2 separate regions of the Homo sapiens genome follow, and region 1 is linked to region 2. A link is an interaction called in ENCODE POLR2A ChIA-PET data of the cell type or tissue named here. Cell type or tissue: GM12878. All regions are shown on one strand. Each heading gives the region's core, and the rest is flanking DNA. Links, peaks and the distances in the headings are about the cores only.

The links. ChIA-PET counts read pairs that join two places held together with the same protein. Peaks named below come from ENCODE experiments on the same cell type or tissue, not always from the same donor. Only the 100,000 strongest peaks of a DNase experiment are listed, where the experiment ranks them.
Region 1: POLR2A ChIA-PET joins it to region 2 with 10 read pairs; 2 of 35 experiments call an interaction of 5 or more read pairs at or near these places.

The regions. Positions count from the first base shown.
Region 1 is chr3:58,230,388-58,234,776 of GRCh38, forward strand. No RefSeq gene overlaps it. Among named protein-coding and RNA genes, the nearest start is that of ABHD6, 5.2 kb to the right of the region's middle. In GM12878, for the core only: no CTCF peak of the experiment used is centred there; a DNase peak (open chromatin) is centred at 2,344.
Region 2 is chr3:58,350,380-58,354,768 of GRCh38, forward strand. The region is part of intron 1 of PXK (PX domain containing serine/threonine kinase like); the gene reads left to right. It overlaps LOC105377106 (a long non-coding RNA gene), which reads right to left and starts at 3,964. Exons shown (of 3, transcript XR_940876.3): 1 at 3,916-3,964; 2 at 3,526-3,627; 3 at 2,148-2,590. In GM12878, for the core only: no CTCF peak of the experiment used is centred there; no DNase peak of the experiment used is centred there; H3K4me3 peaks cover 584 bases; H3K27ac peaks cover 2,281 bases.

The DNA of each region.
Region 1 (4,389 bases), core at 244-4,243, 120 kb before region 2:
GCTTACTGCCCCCTACTCTTATTTTGATACATGTCAGCCCAACATATGAAAAAGTCTGTTTTATCCAGAATAGAGATGAGTTGAGAAGGCTGCATCTGGTCTACCATATGCTGAGATACGATTTGGATTTTTTTTTTTTTTTTTTGAGATGGAGTCTTGCTCTGTCGCCAGGCTGGAGTGCAGTGGCATGATCTTGGCTCACTGCAACCTCTGACTCCCTGGTTCAAGGGATTCTCCCACCTCAGCCTCCAGAGTAGCTGGGATTTTAGGCACATGCCACCACGTCTAGCTAATTTTTTGTATTTTTAGTAGAGACAGGGTTTTACCATGTTGGCCAGGATGGTCTCGATATCCTGACCTCATGATCCGCCCACCTCAGCCTCCCAAAGTGCTGGGATTACAGGCATGAGCCACTGTGTCCAGCCTCCAATTTGGATTTTAAAAGCTTAAAGGTGGGATGGTGAAATTTCACCATAATGTTTTTGGCGTATTCCAAATTATTGAAGCAGTTTTGAATCTCAATTTTCTTCCTAGCTTTGTTTAATTTAAAATTTAATGAGAAGTCTGAATTTGTGTTCATCTCAATTAAAAAAAAATTTCAAGGAGAGAGAACTACAGCATTTTATTAGAAAATTGCTTCCAGGCAGGACATGGTGGCTCAGGGCTGTAATCCCAGTACTTTGGGAAGCTGAGGGAGGAGGATGGCTTGAGGCCAGCAGCTCAAGACCAGCCTGGGCAACATAATGAGATGAAAGAAAGAGAGAAAGAGAGAGAAAGAGAGGAAGGAAGGAAGGAAGGAAGGAAGGAAGGAAGGAAGGAAGGAAGGAAGGAAAAAAAATTGCTTTCAGTCTCATTTTGTCAGATTAAACAAAATTGGGCCACTGTTGTTTAACCTTCTATGACTTCACCAAACTGATATTTCGAAGTCTAAATTACTTCATCTTCTCCATAAACAGATTATAAAATGCTTTGTCCAAAGCCTACTACAGTCAAGATTCTGTATGCAATTTCCTGCAACAGTCTCCAGGTCTATTTATGCTAGTAACTGTGAAATATTATTCCTTTGGTGTGATCATTCACAGGGAACCCAAATGAGCTCTTGTACTTAACCTCTTTTGTTTTAGTTTAATAATCAGGTGCAGAACTTTGCTAAAAATCAACACCATACCTCTTGGTCTCGAGATCTGTTTATCAGTCTTTCTCCTTTATTTGAAATGGGACTCTCACTCGTTAAAATCTTCTAGCATAATTTATCAAAGATCACTGAATATGTTTCTTAAGATCAGATCTAAATATCCTTTTAGTATCTTGGGCAGTAATTTCTCTTGATCTGGTAATTTGAACTAATTTAAATTTTTGTGTGCTCTTTCTCCATCTTTTCTTCCTATCCTGAGCTCAGTTTCCCTCTTTGTGATATTTTCACCTGATCAAATCTTTTTCCATGATCAAGATGATGTAATATAGGAAACCGGTAGTTTGGCTTTCCCTCTGCCATCTGTTAACATTCCATATGCTCCGTTCCTTTTGCATTCATCATTTTTATCCTAATTTGGTTTTACATTAACCTTTTCCTGTCTTTAGCAGTGGAGTCCCAATCATTCTGGGTGTTAGTATCCCTCACCTCTTATTAAAGGTCCAGGTTAATCTTTTGGAAAATTTCCATCACCTTCTGTCTTAGTCCATTTTATGTTGCTATAAAGGAATACCTGAGATTGAGTAATTATTAAGAAATAAGGTTAGGCTGGGCACGGTGGCTCACGTCTGTAATCCCAACACTTTGGGAGTCTGAGGCAGGAGGATCACCTGCGGTCAGAAGTTCGAGACCAGCCTGGCCAACATGGTAAAACCCTGTCTCTACTAAAAACACAAAAATTAGCTGGGTGTGGTGGCATGTGCCTGTAATCCCAGCTACTCGGGAGGCTGAGACAGGAGCATTGCTTGAACCCAGGAGGCATAGGTTGCATTGAGCCAAGATTGTGCCACTGCACTCCAGCCTGGGCAACAGAGCAAGATGCTGTCAAAAAGAAAGAAGGAAAGAAAGAGAGAGAGAGAAAGAAAGAGAGAGAGAGAGAAAGAAAGAAAGAAAGAAAGAGAAAGAAAGAAAGAAAGAAAGAAAGAAAGAAAGAAAGAAAGAAAGAAAGAAAAAGAAAAGAAAGAAAGAGGGAAAGAAAGAAATGTAGGTTTATTTGGCTCATAATTCTGCTGGCTGGAAGGATCAAGACTGGCCATGTGATGAGGGCCTCAGTATGCTTCCTCTCATAGTGGACATAGAAGCAGAGCATGCAAGTGTAGAGATCACACGGTAGAAGAGGAAGCAAGAGAGAGTAGGGAGTTGCCAGGCTCTTTTTATATACCAACCAGCTCTCACGGGAAATAATAGCTTACTCACTACCCCATCCTGTCAAAGGGCATTCATCTATTCATGAGGGATCTGTCCCCATGCCCCAAGCACCTTCCATTAGGCTCCACTTCCAACAATGGAGATCAAATTTCTACATGAGATTTGGTGAGGTTCAACAAACCATATTCAAACTACAGCATCTTCCCACTTCTTTTCAGGTGCTTGGCAAGCCTGAGCTTATCAGAGTGCTGCAGGTGCAGTGACACTGATCTCTCAAAGTCCTCCCTTTCCTTCCCATCCAGGACACTCTCTGGCCTAGTGCTATGCTCAACTGGCATTTTCAGTGAATGAATCAATATAGTAGGAATTACAGTCTTAGAACTTCCTGATTAGTGAGTCCTTTCTATGATTATATACTACATATGACATGTGTTGACATATGTTGACTTGTTGTCTTGTGATATGTTCTTATTACTTAACTCTTGCACTGATGTTCTTTTTTTCAGGTGTATATAATTTAGACTGTTCTCCTTAAAGGAAGGGGTAAAATTGTATCTACCATAGCTTGGGTCCTATGCATAAGTAAATGCTTGTAAACATTTAATTCACAAATAAATGAATAAGCAATATTTTAAGGCATTTGGAAAGAAATATTTTTAGCCTAAAAAAGTTATTACTTCATAAAATGCTCAGTACAAGCTTTTTAAGGTGAGATTTTGTTGTATTCTTCTTATTTAATTCCATTACTTGTCATGGCAGCAGGTGGCTGAATGGTTAGAATATAGATTTTGTGCTCAGACATACAAAACTTTGTTTGAATTCTGGCAGTATCGTTGACTAGCTGTGTGACCTTGGTGATATGGTTTGGATGCTTGTCCCCTCCAAATCTCATGTTGAAACGTGATTCCCAGTATGGGGGTGGGCCTAATGGGGGTGTTTGGGTCATGAAGGCAGGTCCCTCATGAATAGATTAATGCCCTTTGGTAGGTAGGGGTGGTGGGTGAGTTCTCATTCTATTATTTCCCAGAAGAGCTGGTTGTTACTAAGAGTCTGGCAGGTGACTGGATCACAGGAGCAGACGCCTCATGAACGGCTTAGCATCATCCCCTTGGTGATGAGTGAGTTCTCAGTCTGGCAGTTCACATGTGATCTGATTGTTTAAAAGAGCGTGGCACCTCCTTTCTTACTCTCTTTTGCCCTCACTGTCTCTTGCTCCTGCTCCCTCTTGCTCCCACTGTCTTGCCTGGTGACACACTGGCTCCCCTTTACCTTCCACTGTGATTGTAAGCTTCCTGAGGCCCTCATGAGAGGCAGATGCTGGCACTATGTACAGCCTGCAGAACTGTGAGCCAATTAAACCTCTTTCCTTAATAAATTACCCAGTCTTGGTTATTTCTTTACAGCAATGCAAAAACAGACTAAGAGGCCAACATGGGGAAATCTTGTCTCTACTAAAAATACAAAAATTAGCTGGGTGTGGTGGCAAATGCCTGTAATCCCAGCTACTCAGGAGGCTGAGGCAGGAGAATTGCTTGAACCTGGGGAAGTGGAAGTTGCAGTAAGCCGTGATCGTGCCGCTGCACTCCAGCCTGGGCGACAGAGTGAGTGAGACTCTCTCAAAACACACACACACACAGACTAAGATATTTGGATAGGTGATTTAACACATTTGGGTAGATTTGAGGCTCAGAAACTCTCTGAGCCTCAAAATGTTCCTCATTTGTAAAATAGGGCTAATAACAGAGTGGTTGGGAGGAATCCATGAGATAATGCTTGTAAAGCACTGAGCACAAGGTGAGGAACACAGGAAAAGCTCAACACATGGTAGCTAATTAACATTTGCCTGTTCTGTGCTACTCATCATGCTTTTCCCTGGGGAGATGGAAGTGGAAAAGGAATTCACAACTCCGTGGAGTTGAGAGTTGCCTAAATAAATAAACATATCGTCATGTATAATGTGCTACAGGGGTGTGGACGATGGAAAAATTAATTTTGCCTGGATAGTCAGGTAAGGCTGCTGGGAGGCAGTGATACTGGAGTTCCAGATT
Region 2 (4,389 bases), core at 237-4,236:
ATAGTAACTCATATTCTCCAGGCCCGGGTTCTTGTCCTTACTCTGCCCTTCACCCTGTCAGCTTCCCCCTGACTTGATAGACTGGTTCTGCCTGTCCAGCTGCACTCTGTTCATCAAAATGAGTCCTTGGAGCATGTGAAAGTATTGTGTCCAAGGGCATAGAAGGTAGGAACCGCTGTGCCCCTGGGTCAGACTGGCCTGGGGTGGAGTCTATTCTCATCACATACTAGTGGTGCGCCCTTGTTTAAGGCATCTACCCTCTCTGAGCTTCAGGGTTTTTGTTGTATAAGAGATGTAGTGACGCCTCCCTTCAGACATTGTTGGGAGATGGAGTAAACTGAGGGCTAGAAGGCAGAGAGTAAGTGCCCCATAAGCAGAGCAGTTATACCTCCCTCTCTGAAGATATGTGTCTGCATGGCATGTGTACTGTGGTCACTTCCACAGTTGGTTATGAAATTGGAGCTAGTGTCTCAGGATGACACAGCAACCTTCTCAGAGTAGGAAGGATAGATTTATATGTACGTTATCCTAAGTGATGGTGACCATTATTAAAACCAGTAGGGACTTCTAGCTTGACTTCAGCCTATAGTTTCAAGCTTCTCTCCCACTAAATGCTTTAGCAGCCCTGTTACAAGTAGAAGAGCTCCTTTACTTTACTTTCATCTTCTGTTTTCCCAGTCTCCCCAGCACAGAAAGTACTGATGAGTAGTAAAATGACCAAAAGCTCCCTTGTCAAAGGAAAAAAGGTGCATTTATCATTGATAACATACCAGGCTCTTACCCAAGCTCAGATGATCTCAATCTTTATTACTCAGGATTCCTTATTTAATTTATTTTATTTTTCCAAGAAAGGGTCTCACTCTATCGCCCAGGCTGGAGTGCAGTGGTGCAATCACGGCTCACGGCAGCCTCCATCTCCCTGGGCTTAAATGATCCTTCTTGGGCTTCAGTGATCCACCCGCCTCAGCCCCCCAAATAGCTGAGACTACAGGTGTGCGCCACCACAGCTAGCTATTTGTGTGTGTGTGTGTGTGTGTGTGTGTGTGTGTGTGTGTATTTTTTGTAGAGACAGGGTTTCACCATGTTGCCCAGGCTGGTCTTGAACTCCTGGGCTCATGCAATCCACCTGCCTCATCCTCCCAAAGTGCTGAGATTACAGGTGTGAGCCACCGTGCCTGGCCAGGATTTCTTATTTTAAAGTATCATGTTTTAAATTACATGTGTAGCAAACTGAGAAACTTTTCCAAAAATTGTTTTTCCTGATTGTAAAAATAATTTATGCTCATTGAGGATAACCTGAAAAACGTAGGAAAAAAAAAATAGCCAAAAGTGGGCATAGAATCTAGGACAACAGAGGCTGGAGTCATGGTACTCCTTCTTAGAAATCAGAGACTGATACAATTGTTTCTCATATTTAAAGAGAATGGCTGCTTTTTGTTTTTTCTGGGTGCTCTTCACAGTGCTGCCACCGTCTTCTGTGCTTGCTGATTAGAGTCGTGATATACTCACCTGCAGACACTTTGTGTTTGCTATTTTCTTAGCAGGGAAGAAAACAGTTACAAAGCTGGCCATTGTGCTGGCTGCTCTAAATATACTGTCTTCTTTCATATTCACCATGACTCTGAAGGTGTGATTTAGCAGGTGAGGAAACTGAAGCACAGAGAAGTTAGGCTGCAAAGCTAATAAGCAGTCGTTGGGCTTCGTTCCAGATCTCTGTGACTGGAAAATGTGTGCCCTCCCCTGCTGGGGACTTGTGGCTGTGCTATGGAGGAGGGATGGCACATTGTGGCTGATCATGACACAGTGACCAGCTCCTCCTTCAGGTTCCAGAAGGGCTCCCAGGGGGCCTGTCTTTGAGGCAGTGGAAAAGGGGGAAGGTAGAGGAGACATGGCCCAGGAGGGAGCGCTTCAGTCTCCAGCAGGTACTCAGGTCAGTGCCAGTGAAGGGCGTGAGGGATGAGGAGCTGGCCACCTCAGATACCAGAGCCCAAAGAAAAAGCATCATTTCCAGCGGATCCGAGTTTCTATGTTGTTGTCTATTCTAGCCTACTAAACATGTAGTGGGTAGTTCTCTGAGATCATGTTCACTTCATCCATTTGTAGAGTTTTAGGACATTGTGAGGATTATTGAACAAGTGAAAGTTATATTTCGTTTTTAATTACTATTTAATTGAGCTTCAGATTTTTAAAGTTTGGTATTTTTTTTCTTTACTTTGATGTAAGATGGAATTACTGGGTTTCCATTTTAGCAAATTATGTAATTTGCGTGGGTGTCATTTAAGGGTCATTATACTATAGAATGCTGCAGGAAGTGGCTATTTAAAAAGCTGTATCCATTCTGTAGTCATGTTTGAGGTCAAAAGGATTTTGGAGTGCTTCTTTGCAGTGTTTTTCTTCTCTGGAACATCAGCTGTCTTTGAAGTCGGTGTGGAGACCAGCTCTCCTGGTAGGGCAGGAGACCATCCCACAGCGGAGAGTGTAGACTTCAAAAGGCCCGGAGAAGGGAGAAGAGAAGCATGCATGATCATGACGCTCATCTCACTGCAGGGATCAAAGCGTGTTTGCAATGTGTGCTTCATCTCTTCTTTTGCTAAAGTTAAAGCACATGATTCTATGAATTAGATTTTTTTTTTTTGAGACAGAGTCTTGCTCTGTCACCCAGGCTGGAGTGCAGTGGTGCGATCTCGGCTCACTGCAAGCTCCGCCTCCCGGATTCACGCCGTTCTCCTGCCTCAGCCTCCCGAATAGCTGGGACTACAGGCGCCCGCCACCACGCCCGGCTAATTTTTTGTATTTTTTAGTAGAGACAGGGTTTCACCGTGTTAGCCAGAATGGTCTTGATCTCCTGACCTCGTGATCCGCCCGCCTCGGCCTCCCAAAGTGCTGGGATTACAGACATGAGCCACTGTGCCCGGTCTCTATGAATTAGATTTTTAAACAAAATTTATTTCATGTGGCTGAAAAGAAGATGCGTTTGGCTTTATTCATCTGCCAAAATTTAGGTTAATACGGTAATGATTCTTCAGATGCCTTTAAAAACCCTTAACATTTTCATTTGTTTTGGGGCAGTTTTTGCATATTATTAGATTGCAGAAAAATTGAAACAAAACAAAGGTAGGTTCTAGCACTGAAAATCTGCAGATGAAACGACAGTAAATAATGACTACTTAGCAGAGCAAGGAGTAATCACTAATTCTAAGTGAAATATTAAGGACTGTAAGTGGCCAGGCAGGTGGCCAGTGAGCTAAGCAGAAGTCCTGCAAGCTGAATTCTATGAGAATTTCCTCAGAAACCTTGCTGTCCTCTAGGATGATGTGGACTGCTGCCTATGGCTGCAGCTGTTGTGCTGTGTGACACTGTGATTTTGAATAGGTAGAACAGCGAAAAGAGGGGCATAAGTAAGGGATATTTAGGTTATAAACAGTCTGACTGGGTAGAGGAGGGTTTGCATGGGAAGAAAGGGTTAGGACAGTTTGGTCAGGTGGTAGAAGAATTTGGAAGCTAGGCTGAGGAATTTGGATTTACCCTGTGAGCCAGTGGGAGCCATGGAAGGTCCTGGAGCAGAGAAGTAGCGTGGTGGTAGATTCCAGCCAGGTCACTTGTTTTCAGCATTCTTTTCAGGCCTTCCTATGAAGAGAAAGTGCCAGGGGAGAAGTGAGTTTCGGAGTGAACCCAGAGGGGTGGTGTGGCTGATGGGCACTGGAGACAAACAGGCCTGCCTCCTCTCCCAGATCCACCACTTTCTAGTCAAGGCATCTATCCTTCAGAGACTCATTTCCTCCAGCAGAGGGAAATAGTTCTTTCTTGCTCCTTTAAACGGCATTGGCAGATAGTGTGAGTGGTGCCTATGGGAGCCACCACTACAGAGCCCAGTGTGAGGGATTTCTAGAGGCTCAGGTTAGATACCAACCGTACCCCCAAAAAGACAGACGAGCTGAGTCCTTAAGAGGAGGTGGGGAGATATGGGTGAGAGTAGAGGAGATTATGAGGTTTGGTTGGTGGTTGCGTCATCTGTTTCCTTCCACTCATGCAAGGTTTTTTATTTTTGTGGTGTGGAGCTGCTTCCTAGTTTTTTTTTTTTTTTTGAGACTGAGTCTCTCACTCTGTCACAGGCTGGAGTGCAGTGGCCTGATCTCAGCTCACTGCAACCTCCACCTCCTAGGTTCAAGCGATTCTCCTGCCTCAGCCTCCTGAGTAGCTGGGATTACAGGCGCCCACCATCGTGCCTGGCTAATTTTTTTGTATCTTCAGTAGAGATGGGGGTTTCATCATGTTGGCCAGGTTGGTCTCGAACTCCTGACCTTGTGAATCGCCCACCTCGGCCTCCCAAAGTGCTGGGATTACAAGCATGAGCCACCGCGCCTGGCCCGATTTCTTTAAGAGGTTTAG